2 separate regions of the Homo sapiens genome follow, and region 1 is linked to region 2. Evidence: chromatin loops called from intact Hi-C (ENCODE). Cell type or tissue: gastrocnemius medialis. All regions are shown on one strand. Each heading gives the region's core, and the rest is flanking DNA. Links, peaks and the distances in the headings are about the cores only. Region 1 overlaps FRY (FRY microtubule binding protein). Region 2 overlaps FRY (FRY microtubule binding protein).

Region 1 (5,387 bases), core at 289-5,288, 170 kb before region 2:
TTGACTACTTTAACTTTCTACCTCACTTACTATTAAAATATCCCACTTACCCTAAGTGCATACTTTCTAGCAGCTTGGGAGTTGGTCTGGGAATTTTCTTAGTGGCAGAAAGTCACTTTGGCCTCTTAGGTTTGCTAGAGAACAAGTTTAAAGTGGATAGTTCAAGCTATTTTCCAGGAGAGAAGGGCTTGCTGTATACCATTTCACAGAGCTGGTGTGTGAGCCCCCACACTAATCTGAAAGCTCTAAAGGGCGTCCTTGTGTCTCTGTCCACCCCAGGATGCCTGATGAACACACAGGGCCCAATGAATGAAGGTACATTCAGAATCTGTTCAACACCTTGCTCTTTCCAGGGCAGTGTGAATCCTTCCTATAACATATGGCAAATCTTGCTACACCATCGAGGGAAACTTTTGAATGCCCATTAACTCTTTCGCATATTTAGAATTTCATTGACAAATGAACTGCTCTGGGGAACTGAACAATCTCTTTGCAGTAGGAAGGTGTTGGTGTGCATTGTGAAATGTCTAATGTTGCTGTAGAAAAATCTTGCATCACTTAGGAGCATCAGATTCAGCATTTTTCAGGTATGTTGTAGTGAGTTAAGTTGTAGTGATAAGCCCAGGATCTGTTCAACCTAGAAATACTGGTTAGTATGAGGTCAGCTCTGGGGCCAAAGAGAAAAGTCATGTGCAAGTGAGGTTAGAAAACATCTCAGATTCTCTGCAGAGCAGTGTTTATTGATGCCTGTTTATGTTGCAAGTGTACCTGAAGGACACTATGAGAAAAGCTTAAGAAAATCTCAAAATTAATTTCAGTTTTAACCTCTGTATAGACTTGGTTGAAAGAAGTGGAAAACTAAGAAGGTTAACTGAGTTGCCTAAATCCAGCAAAGGGGTACAGATCAAGTGCAAGCATATTTAATTGGGTTCTTTAAATAGAGGAAGTACCCAGCACTGCTCCAGGCAATTAGAAGGAGACTTACTCCAGTGTCCCATCCACACCCTCTCTAAGGCCACGGGGTCACTTCTGCTAACGTAGTTTACAGCTCTAAGGAAAAATAAAACCCCAAATCAACATCCATGTTCTCAAAATAGAAAGGATCTATCCCTGGGCTTATGATTAAGACAAATCAGAGGGTTTTTTTTTTCCCATTCAAATGCATGAACAGTTCTTGAATAACAATAACTGCCACTCTGTATAAAATACTATGCTCCATGATTTATATAGAGGGCAACCACAAAATTGTTTTTCCCAACTGTGACACTTTGGAGAGTGAAAGTTAATAATTATGCTGAGACACTGGGTGCAAACCGGGACTGCCCTCAGCAAAGGACGCCATATGACCACTCTGTTTATTATCTTCACTCTTTCCAATAACCCTGTGAGTTTAAGTGTCATGCACATTTTCGATGAAAAAAAAAAAAAATCAGGACTTGAGATAGAGATTTGCTCAAAGCCAGGATGGTAGTAAGCTCCATAAACCCCTCCCCCAGTCCAGGTGATAATTGCATTGTTTGTTTTAATCACTCAAAGGACCAAAGGATAAAGAACACTGTGAGGAACTTAGTGCTTTATAGGTACTTTCATTTTTAGTTTTGTTGGCTGATGTCCCTGCCAGTTCTTAGCCTTCTTCACCCTCTCTCCTTCCCTCCCTGCTCTTTGTCTCTCTGTTTCTCTCTCTCTCTGTTTTACACACACACACACACACACACACACACACAAACACACACACACGTGCTGGAGAGCACCATCCCCTCAGCATAGGCCTATTTGAAAGACCTTAAGTGTTCACAAGTCTTTTCCGTCTATTGCAAACAATACATAGACAGTTCTGTGCCCTATGATCATTTGATTAAATGTATATAGACATTCACAAAATAGGATTATAGTAATAAGGCACATTTCTTCTGTTAGGAGTATTTTATGTGTATTTTCCCTAGTTTCAAAAGTAAATAAAAAAGCATGAATGATGTTTACTTTAGAATGGTAGTTTGCTTGCCTTGCTGAGCGTTCTCTGATATATTGTTTTTCTGTTTAGGAAACAGTAGCAAATTCACTAATTGTCTTTAGCAGTGAGATCAGGGAGAATATTTCCAGGGATAATGGAAATCTATCTATAATTCAGGTATCTCATTTACTTGATAGCTCTGGCCTGCTCCATCATAAAATCATGTACAGGACTGGCAGCACCAAGATAAATTTTGACTTACTTGCCTGCTCTTGAATGCTGCTTGATGAAGTCCCAACAAGAATTGAAAGAGAAAAGCAAACAGCAGTAGGCAAGAAGAGATGACCCGGATAATTTTACAATCTGAGAACAGCTGAGACATTTGAGAAAGTTGCCAATATTTAGAGGTTTCAACTGATATAACATGCAAAGATTCTCCTATCCTACCCTAAACAGACAGCTGTTTCAAAACATTTTAATACCCATGACTCAGTAGTTTACTTTTGGGTACAGTTTAAGGAGTCAAATAGGTTACATATATCCTAATCGTCTTATTAGTAACTTCCATATTTCTGAGTCTTATGTGATATTAACACTGAACTGGTGTCAGATGTGAGTTTGGGCTAATGAGAAATGACATTTTACTATGTTAGGGGCTGTTCTGTAGACTAATAGACAAAGATATAAGCTTTTTATGCAGGTTCTGTTACTGGTACTAAACCTTACATTTATTTAGTGCTTTGTAGTTTGCTCAGCACCTTCAAACACATTACCTCATTTGACGAGTGAGATGCACTGAGTATTAATTAGCTAGTTTCTTCTTAAATGCTCCTGGTTTAGAATAAGACTTAATTCTTCCTAAGTTCAGTTTGTGTGGCATGAGATACCCACATGGCATCATGTAGGTATATTTTGAGAAGTTTCAGATCAGATTTAAATGAACAAATAATAATCTTCGTCCATGGTATTTACCTTCATGTAGAACTTTTAAAAAATGCAATATAGCTTGGTATTTATCACTTAAGAAATACAGAGGTAAGTCTGTCCAAAAACATATGTATTACGATTTTCCGAATTTATTTGTACCCTAGAATTTCTCTTAGTCCTCTTTTTTAAACATTTAAACATTTATAATTTTTCTTAGTGCGGTGCCTTCTGGAAACCATCCACCATTTGCACACTACCCCAGTGCAGAAGATTTAGCAAGTAACCAGTTCCTGGAAACGCGAATGGCATTTGTGGAACAAGATAAGACACAACTTAACCTCATTTTCTTTCATACTAATGTCTTTCATTTGATAGATGCCATTCATCATATTCCTTTTAACATTGCTCCATCACTGAACTGCCAGCTATGTGAATAAGAGAATGCTTTCTCTTTCTTTGAGCTGAAAAGGTTGCATCTTCTAGGCTTGGAGAAACAATGGGAATGGGCTTTTCCATAAGACCATCTTTACTTACCTTTCAGTGCTGGATTATACTGCAAATCTTACTACCTAAGCATTAATTTTTCTTGGTTATTGCTCCAACATGCAACAGTGTCAGAGAAGCAAGGCAAGCACTATTTAATACCTGTTTACTGAGCATCAACTAAGCACAACACACACTTTGTTTTGGGAGCTTCATAAATGCATCCCACCTGGATCCTTCATCCAGGCTCTCAGAGCTTCCTTTCCTTCCTTGTTCGATTCAGAATTCAGTTACATTAATGCAGAAGTTTCCAGGACTTCAGGGATCCTAGGGAGAGGTATCCAATGATGTTTCAGAGACAGAGTAGGCCCTAGAAAATTTTATTGTGGGAGAATGTGTTTGATAGATTCTGTTGACTTTAACTTTATGGATTTGTACTTTCACTACATCAGAGAACCATCAGAAGTACAGGCAATGGTCTGTAAGAACAATTTCAAATATTTCTTCTAGCAGATGGCTGAAGGAGAAGAGGAAATGTAAGCTATTTACCCTGGAACACTTGACCAGATTTCAGAATATGGGGCAGCAAGCATTTCAGACAGGCATTCCTTACATTAGAAAAATGTGAAGAGGAGTTGCCATGTTTATCAGAATTTTGCAATGGGACAAATTTAAAGCCAGTTGTCTTTCATCCTGAGTGGTTCTCTCACTCTTCAAAATACTTGGGTGATTACAGAGAAGGGCTATGTCTGTCTGTCTCTCTCTCTCTTTCTTTCTCTCTCTGTCTCTCTCCCACCTCCCCCCCCATACGTGTGTGAGAGAGAAAATAAATTATATATTTCCGTAAGTTAAATTTAATGATCAGATATCTCACCTATATTCTTACACTTTTCTATTTTTCACAGAATATACAAGCACAGGCATTTAAATGTTAGTCACCCAAAACTCCAGATGCTAAGCAGTGAAAGTTTATATTCTGCCAGCATATCAGACTCTGTAATGAGTCTGATTTGGTTTAATTCCTTTCTACTGTTTAGTCATTTGATGAGCTGCAGATGGAAATTTAAGCCAAAGCCATAACATTTCAGCTAATACTTTTTATGCTGCTGTAAGAATTTGTTGTCATGTCAATTTAAGAGAGTTGAAATCTTTTTTGAGAAGGCATTCAAATCTGCATTAAGTGCTTTTATCAACTCTAATTTGATATACAACTCTGACTGCTTCTGCTGTTCTTAATCAATTGCAAAGTGCAAAGTAATTTAGCAGTGGAAGACAGCTTTGCAATTCCAGGATTTCTCAGCTAATGCCATAAGCACAACATTATGGAAATATACAATTAAATTTACATTAAAAATTTTTCCTATGCTTAAGAAACACGAGGCCAACTTCTTTGAGTTTAGCCTTAAATAGGTAAATATGTATTTTGGCAGCCATGAAAAGAATAGGGTATTAGATTAACTAGGGCAATACTTTGGTAAAATTCCATTGGAATGTTATGTTTATGCAGGAGAGATTTGGCCAATCAATAAGATGGTTTATTTTGTAAGTCAAATCAATAAAATGTTTGAACTGTATAAATACAAGATTGGGTTTTTCTTCTCTGTTTTTCTGTTATTTTTCTGTGTGTGACCTTGGCTTTCTCATTCTCTCATTTTCTTATACGAAAGGAACAAACCTGACACTTGTCTGTCACTGATTAATGTGAAGGGTTTTGAATACTTCCACTGAAAAATGAGGTTTCGGTAAACATCATGATATTCATCAGTTATTTCTCCTGCACCATTAAAGCCAGACTGAAGGAGACTGAGTTGTACATTATTGAACTTGACTGATAACTGGTGGCTGGATCTCAAGCCTAACTTTCTAAGGTTGGTCAGCTTCTTGGACTGGCTTGCTTTTCAGTATTCTGAATAAGAAGAAGTTGTCACACTACACAGCCTATCAGGTTCTTTCTGTTGTTACTTTTTGCAGTTAAATCACTGTATATCTAACTCAGTAAATCTGAACAGGATTGTCTCCAATATGA
Region 2 (5,387 bases), core at 124-5,123:
ATGACGGCCAAGGTAAACTCAGAGGAATTGTGCTTCAAATAGCATGGCTCCATCATCAGAAAAAAACCCTGGGTTAGTCAAACCCCGGGGAAAATGGGATTCCTTTAAAAATCACATGACTGGGGATAAATAGTGGTGATGGTTGCACAGAAATATGAATGGACTTAATGCCACAGGCTGTACACTTACAAATAGTGGTGATGGTAAACTTTATGTTATGCGTATTTTACAGCAATTTTAAGAATGATAATAAAAATAAAAATAAGCCTAATATTTAAAAAACTCACATGAATAGGTATTATGCATGATTGATTTGTGCATTATTAACTACTGTTTACTGAAAGATGGCATCTTTCTGATAAATGGTCATGTTTACCCCTTCTTATGATTTTGAGACGGTCATGACCCTCAAAACTACTTTCAGTCAAACCTTTTGCGTCCTTACAGTTTTCACACATCTCTTGGGCCGGTTTTTATTTTGTTATAGTATGGAGATGAAGTTCCTGGGCCAGAAATGGAAAATGCTTGGAATGCTTTAGCCAACAATGAGAAATGGAGCAACAACCTGAGGATCACCTTGCAGTTCCTGATTAGCCTCTGTGGGGTCAGCAGCGACACAGTTCTCCTACCCTATGTAAGTGTCTCTCAGCCCTTCAAGAGTGATTATTCCTGCAGGGACTCCCATGTGCAATTTGCAAGTCAGAATGTGCTCTTTGCTCCAGCTAAAATAGAAATGTCCAGTTAGTCACATGAATCTCCTGTGAGCTCATCCAGATATTACATAAAAGTTCCCTTCTGCCCCCTAGACACAGGCTATGTGTGCTAGTGATGCCTCTGTCATCTCCTTACTCTGAGCCTTGGGACGCAGAAACCTATTGATATAGCAGGTGGATATTTTTCTAGCAGTTACTGAAAGCTGCCTTCTATAAACATTGGACCTACTATGTAAGAGACACTAAGTAAAGTGTTGTATTATTACTAATAAGAATGTTTCATGTTTACATCTTGATGCTCTTGAAACAGAATAAGAAAGCAGAGTATGCAGGTTTTTCTCTTCAAATTCAAGTGGTAGAAGAGAGAAGTAAGCATGGAGAAATCCTTCTGAAATGTCTGATATTTACAGTTGGTATTTAAAAGTGATAGGATCAACAGAATGACAGCATTTTTAAAACCCAAACTCAATTGGCATTTCTGTGCTGGTTGTTTTTGTGACAGGTTTATGTCTTCCTGCTGCCTTGAGTCCACATAAGCCTCACTGCAGCTTGCAGGGCTCAGGTTGGACTATGAGGCCTGCAATAATGTGGAGCTTTAATCCAGAGTTATTTTTAAAATTTAAAACCATAAAAACAGCTAAAACTCATTTGTTTCTTGGGGAGAAGAGAATAGCAGGGGACTGGATTCCTTTTTAAACAAAAATAACTAGCAGTTTTTCCCCAGGGTTTGTATAAATAAAATTATTTCTGAAGATGAGAACTTTGATGGCAAGTTTTCAGTTTAGATAGAATTCACGTACCTCAAAAGTAACTTTTAAAAACTTAGCCATTAGAAAAGGTAAGGGCTTTAAGAACACACTGTTATCAGACGTGCCGATGAAGAGAGGTGAATTTTAATCCAAGTCCTTGGTCCATCCTAGGATAGCACAAAGATTAGCTATCACGGTGACAGCTCCTGCATGATGACAACTTATCTAAATGAGAGGTTTACTGGCCTAGTGTTCCTGTGGACTAGGCTCTGTGAAACATCCCTTGTTTTCTTTTTTCCTTCTCAGATTAAAAAAGTGGCAATATACTTGTGCCGTAACAACACCATTCAAACCATGGAAGAGCTTCTCTTTGAGCTGCAGCAGACAGAGCCCGTGAACCCCATCGTCCAGCATTGTGACAACCCGCCCTTCTACCGCTTCACGGCCAGTAGCAAGGCTTCCGCAGCAGCCTCAGGTAAGAAGAGCAACCGGGCAGACACCTGGTCACAGATCCCTGGGGTTTCCTTCATGTAGATTCCTGAAAGGATATGAGAATGTGTTTGTTACTTTTTTCTTATTCCTGTGTGTGCATTCAGTTAAGAGATGGCTTAAGAATAACTGAGACATGGGCTGGGCGTGGTGACTCACGCCTGTAATCCCAGCACTTTGGGAGGCTGAGGCTGAAGTCAGGAGTTCAAGACCAGCCTGGCCAACGTGACAAAACCCCGTCTCTACTAAAAATACAAAAACTTAGCCGGATGTGGTGGCACGCGCCAGTACTCCCAGCTCCTCAGGAGGCTGCAGGAGGAGAATCACTTGAACCCACGAGGCAGAGGTGGCAGTGAGCCAAGATTGCACCACTATACTCCAGCTTGGGCGACAGAGCAAGACTGTATCTCAAAAAAAAGAGAATAACTGAGTTTCTTAGGGATCATAGGGTTAATGAAATGATCTTGTAAAGATGACTGAGAATCTGTGGCTCAAGCATCCTCCATCACAGAACTTTGTATTTCAGCCGATCCCAGCCAGGACATTGCAGTCACTCAGGAATCTCATTTCTGGATCCCCCTTCTTGTATCTGGACCCTCCCTTGGCTATATTCCTTCAGCGTTGATTAAAATTCCCCCCAAAAGTATTATCACTTTTGGTTAATTGGTGTCTCAGCAACCTTTCATGAAATATATGCCATCCTCCTCAAATTCCTTGAAGTCTGCCTCCCTTCTGCTGACCTCATGCAGTAACTGCCTTCCAATTCCTCTCCTCCCTGAGTCTACTGTCTCCTCTGTTCGCCCTACACCCTGCCACCAGAGCAGTGTTCTTACAGGGAAGCAGTAGCACAGCAATCAGAAGTGCTAGGTGCTTGGCCTTACTTCACTAGCATTAGTTTAGTAACTCCTGGACCCAGAAATACTAAAGCAGCCAACAGCAGGGCCAGCCACTATAAATAAGCTCATTGCCTAAGTGGCCAGGAAGAAGAGGTTTCAAGAATGTAGGCTTGCTTTACGAGAGTTAAGGAATTTGGTTTGACCATAACAGATGTCTACGATTCTCTCATTTCAGTGGTGTGGGCTTGGAAGATTGTTTAGAATGTCTGAGATTGTGCAGAAGATGTAAAAAATCTTCCAAACATAAGAATTTACAGGAAATCTTTCCCTGGAATTACTTGAGACTTGAGCTTGACCCCTCAGCTTGCATCTTTTTATAAGTGTTTTTCTTCCATTCCCATCTACAGGAACCACCTCTAGCAGCAATACAGTGGTTGCTGGCCAGGAAAATTTCCCAGATGCTGAGGAGAACAAGATATTGAAAGAATCTGATGAAAGGTTGGTACACAAATTTGACTTAATATCCAGTGTAATGTTCTGCAATAATCTATACATAGACATCAATACAGGTTTGTGGAGTTTCATAAATTTTACACGTACATAAAAATCCTTCTTTGTTTTTAGAAACTCAGACTTACTTTCCAACTCTACTCAGTATATCCCTAAAGATAACAGTTATTTCTGTGCAAAGTCAGAGAAGAGAAAGATTAAGAAGGGTGTTGTTCTGGTGGTGGTGGAATTTCGCATACCTCAGGGCTTAGTAAAAACCATGAGTTGTTCTGCTAATGGACACAGACCATCTGGAATTAGAATTGCCATGTGAAATTTTCGAATCTGATAGTTGAATAATTTCTTAGGGATAGAGTAGTCATCTTGAGATGAGTTCTATGAAACATGATTATTATTATTTTACTTTTGCTTTGTGCTGTCTTGGTTAACCAAAACACTATCTTTTCCTGCTAAAAAAGTCTCCGTTCCCTCCACATTAGCTCTTTAATAATAATATTTCCCCTATATCTCAGCCTTCTTATTGCCTTGCCTATGAACTACTCATCAGTAGTCAAATCAGAGTCACTCTTTCCTGCAGTTGATTGTGAAGAGCAGGGAGACAAACCAGGAGAGAAAAACAAAACTCAATTTAAAAAAAATGAAAATTAGGATGATCCTCACGGTGCTTCAGCTGAGCATTTTATAGTGAAAGGTAATGAGGGAGCCCTTTTACTTAAGAAATTAGTAAAAAGGATGAGATGCTCATGAATTCATATTAAAGGTAATTTAGGGGATCCAGTGGTGAAAATAACTCACTTAGCCCAAAATGCCCCAGTAAGCCCACAGTGCTTCCTGAGCATCCTGAGGATTTCATCATGTGTATTGGGGCACAGTAGGGGCTGGCGTGGAGATGACCTGGCACAGGGCTGCCTGCCCTTGGGGCTCTGAAGGCTCCTTCCCTAATTCAGGCACCAGCCAGATTCCTCACTGCATCACTGGGCAGCTGTGTTACCTTCAGGCAGATGCTCATCCATACGGGCTTCCCTTCAGACTAAAAGCCCAAACCCAGCAGATCACGAATTATAGACCTTGTCCTTTGAAGTTCTCTAATAAAGCCTTTTATTTCTTTCTCAGGAATGAATAAAGGTTTTTATATTCCACATATTAGTGAAGGTACAAGATTATTAATTAGCATGTTACTTTTTAAAATCTATATTTGCTATTAATATTACCTTCTTTGGAAAACTACCTCATGATAAAAGTCACAGTATTTCTCTAAAGATATTTTTACTTTCTCACTAGACTATAACATTCTTGATCATTTATTGTTTTGTCTGAGTTTCCTGTCTGAATTTTATTTGAGGTAGAAAGATGATAGATCTCCATGTATTACCATCTCATTACAAAGGCCTGTTTAGGGCCAGAGTTCTGAGTGTCCTGCCTAGAGGTTTTAGTGGTGCCTTTGAACTTAAGAAGCCAGTAATCTCTCTAATATCAAGATCACAGAACATCTTCAAGAGAGATTTTCTTGTTTAGCTCTTACTCCTGCTCTGTCACCATATCTCTGCTGGTCATTGGAAAGCCTGATGCAATTATCTACCCATATATATCACACATATTCATACATGTCAGATTCTTTTATACTGATATTTATCTACCTATAACATTGATTGATCATATTCACATATATGTGCAAACATATGTCTATGAATATGCTCTCCCAATGGACACCACTATTCCGTTGATCCCATATAGCACCTACACTATTTGTCTACTGTATTCTTTTTTTTCTATGAAAGTAGGCTGTGCCCTCAGCCTAAAATCCTTTTTTCTCCTCAGTCTACTTATCACCCTTCCTTCCTTGTAATCCCTGTCATGTTGATATATGGGTGCTTACAGACACACTTAACCACCAGATTTTAATTCCTAGAGAACACAGAGAGACTGCGTATCTCTTACACCAAGCTTGTCCAACCTGCGGCCCACAGGCCACATGCGGCCCAGGACAGCTTTGAATGTGGCCCAACACAAATTCATAAATTTTCTTAAAAGATTATGAGATTTTGAGTGTGTGTGATTTTATTTATTTTTTTTAGCTCATCAGCTATTGT

Evidence for each region. Peaks named below come from ENCODE experiments on the same cell type or tissue, not always from the same donor. Only the 100,000 strongest peaks of a DNase experiment are listed, where the experiment ranks them.
Region 1: a loop joins it to region 2, with 2.4 times the contacts of the local background. A loop is called at or near these places in 8 of 110 quality-filtered maps.

What each region holds. Positions count from the first base shown.
Region 1 is chr13:32,035,335-32,040,721 of GRCh38, forward strand. All of the region lies in intron 1 of FRY (FRY microtubule binding protein), which reads left to right. Among named protein-coding and RNA genes, the nearest start is that of FRY, 6.3 kb to the left of the region's middle. In gastrocnemius medialis, for the core only: no CTCF peak of the experiment used is centred there; no DNase peak of the experiment used is centred there; H3K4me3 peaks cover 789 bases; H3K27ac peaks cover 368 bases.
Region 2 is chr13:32,209,098-32,214,484 of GRCh38, forward strand. FRY (FRY microtubule binding protein) reads left to right here. Exons shown (of 61, transcript NM_023037.3): 32 at 1-12; 33 at 488-634; 34 at 1,769-1,937; 35 at 3,195-3,285. Among named protein-coding and RNA genes, the nearest start is that of ZAR1L, 100 kb to the right of the region's middle. RefSeq lists an enhancer at 1,043-2,242. In gastrocnemius medialis, for the core only: no CTCF peak of the experiment used is centred there; a DNase peak (open chromatin) is centred at 2,833.